2 separate regions of the Homo sapiens genome follow, and region 1 is linked to region 2. Evidence: read pairs that join two places in POLR2A ChIA-PET (ENCODE). Cell type or tissue: Panc1. All regions are shown on one strand. Each heading gives the region's core, and the rest is flanking DNA. Links, peaks and the distances in the headings are about the cores only. Region 1 overlaps GTSE1 (G2 and S-phase expressed 1). Region 2 overlaps LOC124905135 (collagen alpha-1(III) chain-like).

The links. ChIA-PET counts read pairs that join two places held together with the same protein. Peaks named below come from ENCODE experiments on the same cell type or tissue, not always from the same donor. Only the 100,000 strongest peaks of a DNase experiment are listed, where the experiment ranks them.
Region 1: POLR2A ChIA-PET joins it to region 2 with 10 read pairs; 2 of 35 experiments call an interaction of 5 or more read pairs at or near these places.

The regions. Positions count from the first base shown.
Region 1 is chr22:46,312,194-46,317,561 of GRCh38, forward strand. GTSE1 (G2 and S-phase expressed 1) reads left to right here. Exons shown (of 12, transcript NM_016426.7): 5 at 1-112; 6 at 1,697-1,820; 7 at 3,839-4,219. Among named protein-coding and RNA genes, the nearest start is that of GTSE1, 18 kb to the left of the region's middle. In Panc1, for the core only: a CTCF peak has its summit at 2,274 (motif pointing left); a DNase peak (open chromatin) is centred at 2,238.
Region 2 is chr22:46,046,821-46,052,188 of GRCh38, forward strand. The region is part of intron 1 of LOC124905135 (collagen alpha-1(III) chain-like); the gene reads left to right. PRR34 (PRR34 long non-coding RNA) reads right to left here. Exons shown (of 2, transcript NR_165243.1): 2 at 1,711-5,079. Among named protein-coding and RNA genes, the nearest start is that of PRR34-AS1, 4.3 kb to the right of the region's middle. In Panc1, for the core only: no CTCF peak of the experiment used is centred there; no DNase peak of the experiment used is centred there; H3K27ac peaks cover 3,843 bases.

The DNA.
Region 1 (5,368 bases), core at 188-5,187, 270 kb after region 2:
GGAATCCCACCGGGATGTTCTCCCTGACAAACCTGCCCCGGGTGCTGTCAATGTGCCGGCCGCCGGAAGCCACTTGGGCCAGGGCAAGCGGGCGATCCCTGTTCCAAACAAGGTGAGTTGGCTGCTGGGGCCCAAACTTGTGGTTGCTGGGAATGAGGTGGCAGCTGTGTGTACAAGTGCTTTGGATTAAAATCCCAGCATTTTGGGAGGCCAAGGTGGGAGGATCACTTGAGCCCAGGAGTTCAAGACCAGCCTGAGCAACATGATGAAACCCATCTCTACAAAAAATACAAAAATTAGCTGGGCATGGTGGTGAGCAACGGCAGTCCCAGCTACTCAGGAGGCTGAGGTGGGATGATTGCTTGAGCCCAGGAGGTCGAGGCTGCAGTGAGTCATAATCACGCCACTGCACTCCAGGTTGGGTGACAGAATGAGACCCTGTCTCAAAAAAAAAAAAAAAAAAGAGGTGGAAAAGTTGAAAATACACCCACAAGAGGCAGCCTGCAAAATACATGCAAAGAATACTGGCTTCGCAGTGTGCACTGATGGCTAGCCTCTGCCCTGGGAGCTGTGTGGGTTGGGAAAAGTCAGCGTCTCGGAGCCCCAGTTTGTAGGTGGGGATATTCCGTTTCCCTCATGTAGAGTTCTTGAACAGATGACATGAGATGTTGATGTTTTGAAAACAGCAGCTGGGTGCAGTGGCTCACACATGTAATCTCAGCACTTTGGGAGGCTGAGGCGGGAGGATCACTTGAGCCCAGGAGTTTGAGACCAGCCTGGGCAACATAGTGAGGCCCCCATCTCCATTAAAAAATAAAAATCAGCCAGGCATGGTGGTGCATGCCTGTGGTCCCAGCTATTTGGGAGGTTGAGGTGGGAGGATTGCTTGAGCCCAGGAGGTCAAGGCTGCAGTGAGCTGTGATCATGCCACTGCATTCCATTCCAGCCTGGGCAACAGAGTGAGACCCTGTCTAAAAAAAAAAAAAAAAAAAAGGAAAAGAAAGAAAATTGCGGTTCCTCACAGGCATGGAGACTACCAGCCACATCTTTGCCACTTATTTTCTGGCATTGGCGGTAAACCAAGCTGTGTGTACTGGCAGTTCTTGTTAGAACTGCCCAAAGCTGGGCCCTGCAGCTGCTGACTCATGGGGTCTGGGTTGGGGCCCCAAATCTGCATTTCTGCTAGCTCCCTAATGTGGTCCTCATGCAGGGGTTTGAAGACTACACTTTGAGAAGTGCTGCTTGACTTTTTTCTTCTTTAAATTCAAGATGATAATTATTAGATTATTTTAAAATAGTAAAAACACCAACTTTTGTTGTTGTTGTTGTTGTTGAGACGGAGTCTCACTCTGTCGCCCAGGCTGGAGTGCAATGGCACGAGCTCAGCTCACTACAACCTCCACCTCCCGGGTTCAAGCAATTCTCCTACCTCAGCCTCCCGAGTAGCTGGGACTACAGGTGCCTGCCACCATGCCCAGCTAGTTTTTATATTTTTAGTAGAGACAAGGTTTCACCATATTGGCCAGGCTGGTCTCAAACTCCTGACCTTGTGATCCTCCGGCCTCAGCCTCCCAAAGTGCTGGGATTACAGGCGTGAGCCACCGTGCCCAGCCAAAAACCCCTTACTTTTGCAGACACAAGTAATAGGTAAATAACGAGATCTTTGCTGATTCTGTTTTTTCACATTTTGCCCCAGTTGGGGCTGAAGAAGACCCTGTTAAAAGCACCCGGCTCTACCAGCAATCTCGCAAGGAAGTCCTCCTCGGGGCCTGTTTGGAGCGGGGCATCCAGTGCGTGCACATCCCCAGCAGTGGGCAAAGGTGAGGCAGCCGGCATCATGCTTGGACCCACATCTGGCCAGGTGAGGCCTGGAGTGCTGCTCAGGCCTTGGAGACTGTTTCTGCAGAACCACTTAGGCTTGGCAGGACGTCCCGGAGGGCGTGCTGTGTGCGGTGGACCAGGCTGTGGACTGAGTTGCTGTACCTGCCCTCAGTGCCTCTGTCCCATGAGGAGGGCACACTCAGATGGGTGGCTTCAGTCTACGGGGTACACATGGCCAGAAAGCATGTATGATACCCCGTGCCTGAGAACATGGACACTGGAATCACCCTCATGTCCATGTCATGAGACACCAGTTTTAAAATAGGACTATTCCAGATAATGTAGGGCATATGGCCCCATAACTCCTGGGTGCCTGTTTAAATCCATGCTCCCACACCTGTTTGAGGTCAAGCCACATTTCAACCTTGCCAAGCCACAGCTGCCATCTAGTGGTAAGGGAAAGCCTTCGCCTTTCTGCTCTTCAGAGCGAAATCCTCTTCGAGGTGCATTGGCCATGTGGCGTCTCGGGGTCGTTCAGGGCAGCATGGTGTGGATTGTGTTCACAAAATGTAAAAAGTGGGCCGGGCGCAGGGGCTCACGCCTGTGATCCCAGCACTTTGGCAGGCCAAGATGGGTGGATCGCTTGACCCCTGGAGTTTGAGACCAGCCTGGCCAACATGGTGAAACCCTGTCTCTACTAAAAACACAAAAACTAGCCGGGCATGGTGGCGGGTGCCTGTAGTCCCAGCTACTCGGGAGACTGGGCCACGAGAATGGCTTGAACGCGGGAGGCAGAGGTTACCATGAGCCGAGATTGCATCACTGCACTCCGTCTCAAAAAAAAAAAAAAAAATGATAAGTGTGAACTCTCTAATCAGATTGATCTGATCTGGAATTCTGACTCTGCCATTCTGTGATTAAGAGAGGTTTGTGTCCTTATCTTTATAGACTGAGGTGATGACCTCCTGAGATCAAGCAATCCTCCCACCTCAGCCTCCTGAGTAGCTGGGACTACAGGCACATGCCACCACACCCGGCTAATTTTTGTGGGTTTTTTTTTTTTGAGATGGAGTCTCACTCTATTGCCAGGTTGGAGTGCAGTGGCGCAATCTTGGCTCACTACAACCTCTGCCTCCCGGGTTCGAGTGATTCTCCTGCCTCAGCCTCCCAAGTAGCTGGGACTACAGGCACCTGCCACCACGCCCGGCTAATTTTTGTATTTTTAGTAGTGACGGGGTTTCACCATGTTGGCTAGGATGGTCTCGATCTCTTGACCTCGTGATCCGCCCGCCTTGGCCTCCCAAAGTGCTAGGATTACAGGCACGAGCCACTGCGCCTGGCCCACATTTTTGTGTTTTTTGTAGAGAGGATGGTCTCACTATATTAGCCAGGCTGGTCTCGAACTCCTGGCCTTGAGTGATCTCTTGCCTTGGCCTCCCAAAGTGTTTGGATTACAGGCGTGAGCCACCACTCCTGGGCTAAAGTTTTTCTTTAAGAATCCTTTACCAGATCGTCTGCGTATATTGGTAGCTCAGTATGTATTACCCTAGTTTATCTGGTCTTCTATTTTAAATAGTGCTTATGGTTAATATGACGCAGCCTCCTTGTAATTTTAAAGGAATCAACCAGTAACAATTGCGTCTTTTTTCCTTGTTCCCTGCCCACCTCTGTGACCAGACAGGTGAGACATGTGACTAGACTATCCCCTTCCATCTGCTCAACTAATGTAGATTTCTCCTGCCAACATAATCAACGAAGATAGGAGAGCTTGAATTTATGCATGCTTATGTACATGTTAGTAATTATTTTGAGAATAAGTACCTTAGAATACACTCAGCTAAGCTAAAAGCTGCCTGAGCCATCCTGTGTTTGATGATGTTGCCTGAAGGGCTTATAGAATATTGTTAATGTGTCTTATGTTTAAGGTAGATATGCTAAAGACAGCATAACTTCTGTGTGTTTGTTAAATAGCTTCATACTTTTATAATAATGTGATTTTTGTGTGTATACCTTCTAGCTAAATCAAGTGAATTTGCAAGTATTCCTGCAAATAGCTCCCGGCCTCTGTCAAACATCAGCAAGTCAGGCAGAATGGGACCCGCCATGCTGCGGCCAGCTCTGCCTGCAGGCCCTGTGGGGGCATCCTCCTGGCAGGCCAAGCGGGTCGATGTTTCTGAGCTGGCAGCGGAGCAGCTCACGGCACCCCCCTCAGCATCCCCCACCCAACCCCAGACTCCGGAAGGTGGCGGCCAGTGGCTGAACTCCAGTTGCGCTTGGTCAGAATCTTCTCAATTGAATAAGACTAGAAGTATCAGACGGCGAGATTCCTGTCTAAATTCCAAGACAAAGGTTATGCCTACTCCTACAAATCAATTTAAAATTCCTAAGTTTTCTATTGGTGAGTAATAGATACATTTTAATGTGTCTTTAAAAAATACTGAAGAAATTGCATTTAAAGTTTTAAACAATTATTGATGGCATTGATGGTGTTTTTAGTTCTTTCCTCCAACAGTGCTTTCAGGTGTGACCCGCTGTCTTCTCGCCCACGTTGTTTTGGGGGGTCACTGGAGGCTCCCTGAATGTCTTACGTTCGTTCCTGTGTGTGTGACACCCCAATGCTCGTAGGCTGCTTGTAAGGTTTTCTCTTTAGTGTTACTGTCGGGAATTTGATTATTATGTGCTTTGAGGTGGCTTTCTTTGCCTTTATCCCGCTGAGGGTTTCTTAAGCTTCTTTGATCTGTGGGTTGGTTTTTTTCAGCAAATTTGGAAAACGTTGGCCATTATTTCTTCAGCTATCTTTTCCTCTTTCCACTTTATTTCCTAGGACTCTAATCACATCTATTTCAGGCCTCTTGACGTTGTCTCACAGGACACCGAAGCTCTGTTCTTTTTTTTATTTCAGCCTTTTTTCTTTTTCTTATCTTTTTTCTTTTCTTTCTTTCTTTTTTTTTGTTTTTTGTTTTTTGAGACGGAGTCTCGCTCTGTCACCCAGGGTGGAATGCAGTGGCGCGATCTCAGCGCACTGTAACCTCCACCTACCGAGTTCAAGCAATTCTCCTGCCTCAGCCTCCCGAGTAGCTGGGATTACAGGTGCCCACCACCACACCCGGCTAATTTTTTTTTTGTATTTTTGGTAGAGACGGGGTTTCGCCATGTTGGCCAGGCTGGTCTGGAACTCCTGACCTCAAGTGACCCACCCATCTCGGCCTCTCAAACTGCTGGGATTATAGGTGTGAGCCACCGTGCCCGGCCCAGCCTTTTTCCTTGAGCTACAGTTTGGGTAGTTTCTGTTGTCAGATATCATTTCTTCTGCAGTGCCTAACAGCTGTGAAGCCCATCCAGTTAACTTTGTTTCTAACATAATAGTTTCCCCTTATTTCTTCTCATGGTACTTGGGTTTTCTTTTACATCCTCGTGAGCAAATTGATAATGGTTTTAGGGTCTACGATTCTTCTCATACCATCTTCCCCATCATTTTGGGGTCTGTTTCGACTGACTAATTTTGTTTCCGGGTTTTGGCCTCATTTTCCTGCCTCTACATTTTTCA
Region 2 (5,368 bases), core at 144-5,143:
CCAAAAATCCTGGGCTTATAGGGAAGTTCTGCATTGAGGCAGGCCTGCCTCCACCTGCCAGCGCTACCTCATTCTAGCTGGGTAACCTCACCTCTCTGGGCCTCAGTTTCCTCACTCATAAAAGGGGCTTAATAAGAGTTCTGCCAGACAGGTGTGGTAGCTCACACCTGTAATCCCAGCACTTTGCGAGGCCGAGGCAGACAGATCATGAGGTCAGGAGTTCCAGACCAGCCTGGCCAACACGATGAAACCCTGTCTCTACTAAAAATACAAAAATTAGCTAGGTGTGGTGGCACACAGCTGTAGTCCCAGCTACTCAGGAGGCTGAGGCAGGAGAATTGCTTGAACCCGGGAGGCGGAGGTTGCAGTAAGCCGAGATTGCGCCACTGCACTCCAGCCTGGGTGACAGAGCGAGACTCTGTCTCAAAAAAACAAACAAACAAACAAACAAACAAAACAAACAAAAAGAGTTCTGTATCAGTTGCGTTGTTGGGAGAACGGTGACAATCGCTGTGAACATCGATCACTCCGCTAGCACACGGCAGGCACTCAGTATCAGCGGCTGCTGCTCCAGGGGCCCGTGGCTGCTGGCTTCTCTCGCACATCACCTGCTTCTGGGCAGCTCAGGAATTTCTCTCCTACATCTCATGTCAACTTTGCATCGCTTACCTCACCACCTTCTGGCACTTGTTTCCGTACCCTAAAGGAAACAGTCACTGAACACCTCCCCCACACCTATACTCCTGTATGGAGTACTGGGCACAGAGAGAAAAGACGACAAGGTCCTGCCTTAGAAGCTGCCAGATACCCTGTGCAGTGACACCCTCAGGTGAGCTTCTCTAGGCTAATGCCAGAGAAGGTGTTTCCTGTGCAGCCTTTGTTGAATGCCTCCAGAGACAGGCAGCTCACCACCTATCTGGCAGTGTGGCTGCAGAAGCCGTAGGACAGAGTCACCCAGGCATCCTTGAGCCTTAACTGGTAGAAAGAGATGTAGGACAGGTCCATAGGCAGTGCCCCTGAGTCAGAGGCACCTGGTTTTACTGGAGAAAACACATACCTCATAAGAAACTTCTGAAAATTTGGTGAGGTGTACAGAAAGATTTCAGTCTCCAGAAAAAGCACTGCAAATGCTCACGCATGTTTTTACAGAACAGAGCCCTGTTTCCTCTTTTTGCCAACAGCCCATTTAGCAATGCCAGGGCTGTGCCAGTGACCCCACCCACCTCCTAACAAGGCAGCCACTGTCCCGGGGGACAGCCAATATATGCTTTGATTTTTTGAGGTTAATGTCCTTGGGCCCCTGATTTTGGAAACCCTGGACAAAATATAAGGAGTCACTGCATGGGAAATAAACCTACCCCAGAAAGCTGGCTGCGGCATTCAGGAAACTGGAGAGAAAAGTCAAGGTGTCCGGAGGCCCAGGGTTCCTCGCCAGGATCGGCTATAGAGTTTGCAGGGCCCAGGGTAAGAAGAAAATGTGGCCCCCTGGTTTGAAAATGCCTGAGAATTACAAGGTGGTGACGATGGTGTGAATTAAAACGAGCTTGGGGCCCTTCCGAATGCAGGGCCTTCCTAAGCTCAGGGCCCTGTGCGGTGGTATGGGTCACAAACCCACAAAGCCAGCCCTGCCCCTCACACGTGTTCGTGCCGCATGCTGAGGCCCAGGGAGGGACCAAAGGCAGCTTCAGTGAAGGAGTACAACTCCTCGTCTTTGCCATTCTTTTTTTTTTTCTTTAATGCCATCATTGATGTTCCATGCTCATTTTAGAACACTTTGAGTCCTCAGAAAAGAAAAACATTTGTCAATCACCTATGAAAGCACACTCAGAGATAGCCACTGGGAAGGCCTCACCCAGCTTCTGTCAAAACTTTTTTTTTTTTTTTTTTGAGATGGAGTCTCGTTGTGTCGCCCAGACTGGAGTGCAGTGGTGCAGTCTCGGCTCACTGCAACCTCTGCTTCCTGGGTTCAAGCGATTCACCTGGCTCCAAGCGATTCTCCTGGCTCAGCCTCCCAAGTGGCTGGGACTACAGGCGCCTACCACCACCCCCAGCTAACTTGTATTTTTAGTAGAGATGGGGTTTCACTATGTTGGCCAGGCTGGTCTCGAGCTCCTGACCTCAGGTGACCCACCCACCTCAGCTTTCCACAGTGCTGGGGTTACAGGTGTGAGCCACCACACCTAGTCTGTCAAAACATATTTTAAGCAAAATTAGCATCTTATTAGGTGTATCATTTTATCTTCTGCTTGTTTCATTAATATTTTATCACAATATTTTCCTAAGTCAGAAGATACTGTCTTGCAAATGAACTTTCATGACTATTTAGCATATTCCACTGGACAGAGGTCCTTAACTAACCCCTTATTATCAGGCACTTGGGTTCTTCCCAGTTATTTCCAGTTTTCCCCATTGTAGGCAACACTTCCAGGAACATTTGTCTGCACTTTTCTGATTACTTCCTAGCATGATGAAACCCTGCTTTAGTGGTGGGGCTCCCAGTTAAGTCATTAGGGGTGATATTTTGGCTCCAGAAGACTCTTGGGGTGGTCTCTGAAAAACCCCCTTGGCCAAGTACCTCAGCCCCCATGCCTCATGCAGTGACAGTCCCACACCACAGCCCTGGCATTGCATCTGACTTTTTTTTTTTTTTTTTTTTTGAGATAGAGTCTCACTGTCGTCCAGGGCTGGAGTGCAGTGGCGTGATCTCGGTTCACTGCAAACCTCTGCCTCCCAGGTTCAAGTGATTCTCCTGCCTCAGCCTCCCAAGTAGGTGGGACTACAGGTGCGTGCCACCATGCCCGGCTAATTTTTTGTATTTTTAGTAGAGACAGGGTTTCACTGTGTTAGCCAGGATGGTCTCGGTCTCCTGACCTTGTGATCTACCCACCTCAGCCTCCCAAAGTGCTGGGATTACAGGCATGAGCCACCGTGCCCGGCCCTGACTTTCAAGAGAAAAACCTGACTCTTCCCACAGCTGACTTGATTGGCAGCATAGGCAAAGACTTGAAGCGAGTTTGGAGCGCTGACTGCCTGCCCTGCACTGGCTGGGTTTATCGCCATCTGTGAGGTGCTACCTTCATCCCCCTGTACAGACAAGGACCCCAGGCTCAATAGGCTGAGGCACTGGCCCAGGGACCTCCATGCCACCCTTATTGTGAGGAGGACACATTTGTGACTCTGAAGCAGAAAAGGCCCTTTGTCCTGCCAAACCATGGGCAGGATTCAGGGGTCTACAATGTGACTGCTCGGGTGGCCTGACCGCTGAGCCTATGAGGCTGGGGTTGGGAGGAGGACACTAGCCTGGTGCCTACTCACAGGGAGCACTCAACAAACAGCAGCAGGAGGAAGAGGAGAGGATGGGGCAGCAGCAGCAGGAGGGAAGGTTCGAGCCTCCGCAGTGGAGGGGAGGCTCTGCGGGCGTCTCTCAGCTGGCGAAGGCTCCTGAGAGCAGGGATCAGGTCTGCAGCCCCAGGGCCAGCTCAGTAGGGGAGCAAGGTGTGTGAACACATCGATGAGGGCCGTGCCTTGTGCCATCCTTCTTCCCCTTCACAGGCAGCTGGGCATGTTGGGGCCAGAGGGGAGGGCCTGTTAGTTTCCTGTGGCAGCCATGTAACAACTTATGGCTGACTCAGTGGCTTAAGCAACGCACATTTATTACCTTACAGTCAAGGGGGTCAGATGTCTGAGGTGGGGTCCCAGAACTAAAATCCAGGTGTTGGCAGGGCTGGTTCCTCCTGGAACTCCAGGGGAAAAATCCATCCCTTGCCTTTTCTGGCCTCTGGCGGCACTTGCACTCCTTGGCTCCTCGTCCCTTCTTCCGTCTTTAAAGCCAGCAGCGTCCCCTTGTTCTGTCTCTGACCACGGCTGGGAAGGAGTCTCTGCTTTTGGGCACACGTGGCTAATCCAGGCTACCCTCTCACTGCAGATCTTCAACTCAATCACACACCTACAAAGTCCCTTTGGTCTGGGAGGTAACACTTTCCCAGGCTCCAGGGATTAGGGCTTGGACATCTTGGGGACTTTATTCTGCCCAGGAAAGGTGGTATCAGGGAGTCTGAGCATCTGAACCTCCCCAGGGGACTGAAGGAATGCCTTCAGTGTCCTCTTCCTCCTCCTCAGCAGCTGTGAATCCAGAATAGAGGCCATCTACAAGGTCACACCTGGAGGGATCTGGGGAAACTGAGGTCACAGAGGTCTTGCCCAGGACCCCAGGCCAGGCCCTGTGTTTCTTCCACAGATGGCCCCTTCCCCACCACCCTGTAGTGCACTGCCCAGGGGGTGGAAGTGTTTTAGCCTGGAGGGACACCAGCTTGAGGACTCTGTAGAGCTCTGGGCCTAGGGGGAGGGCGGGCAATGTCATCTATGGGGTGGCTTCCCCACACCAGGGGCAGCTTTACGGAGGTTACCTTTTCATCCCCCCAAGTCCTGTGGCAAGTGAAGATCTGTTTCCTCATCTCATAGGGTAAGGAAGCTGAGGCCCTCAAAGGGGCAGTGGCTTGTCCGTGGAGAAGAGTCTGCTCCTTCCGACAAGCCTGTGGCTGGTGGTGAAGCAGGTGTGAATGGTCTGTCCCATGAGCAGGAGGGTGGGTGTGCGGCGATGTCGGCGTGGTCTCCGCAGAGCTCTGTGCACAGGCCTGTGCATCTGCTGACAGGCAGCTGAGAAGGCTTGCAGTCACATCGCTGATGGTAAAGCTGTAGCAACAGGCTCAGAGAGGTGTGTTAGCTTTCCCAGAGACACACAGCTCTCTGGAAGAGTGCCATCCTCTGAGCTCCATCGCCTGGTGCTTTGCATCCCTTGCCCCAAGGGCACACGTAGAAGCAGAGTTCCTTGGGGTTGGATCTGTGGGGTGGTTTGTGAGGGGGACTGTGTCATCCACTGTGGAAAAGACTTAGCTGCCTCTCTGTAAAACATTTTTGCCTGACGTGAGTTCTCTCCCTTGACCGGGGGCCAGCACAGTACATAGTAGGGTGGTTAAGAGCCCTGGGTTTGGGCTGAGCGCGGTAGCTCATACCTGTAATTCCAGCACATTGGGAGGCCGAGGCAGGAAGATTGCATGAGCCCAGGAGTTTGAGACCAACCTGAGCAACAAAGGTTAAAAAAAAAAACATTAGCTGGGCATGGTGGCACACGCCTGTAAGTCCCAGCAACTTGGGTGGCTGAGGCAGGAGGATAACTTGAGCCTGGGAGGTTGAGGCTGCAGTGAGCGGTGATCACGCCACTGCACTCCAGCAGGGGCAACAGAGCAAGACCCCATCTCAAAAAGAGAAAAGAAAAGCCTTGGGATGGGATTTGGGGTGCTCTGAGTTTAAATCCCAGGGCCCCCACTTTGGTGTGATCTCAGGTATGCTCCTGAACTCTCTATGCCTG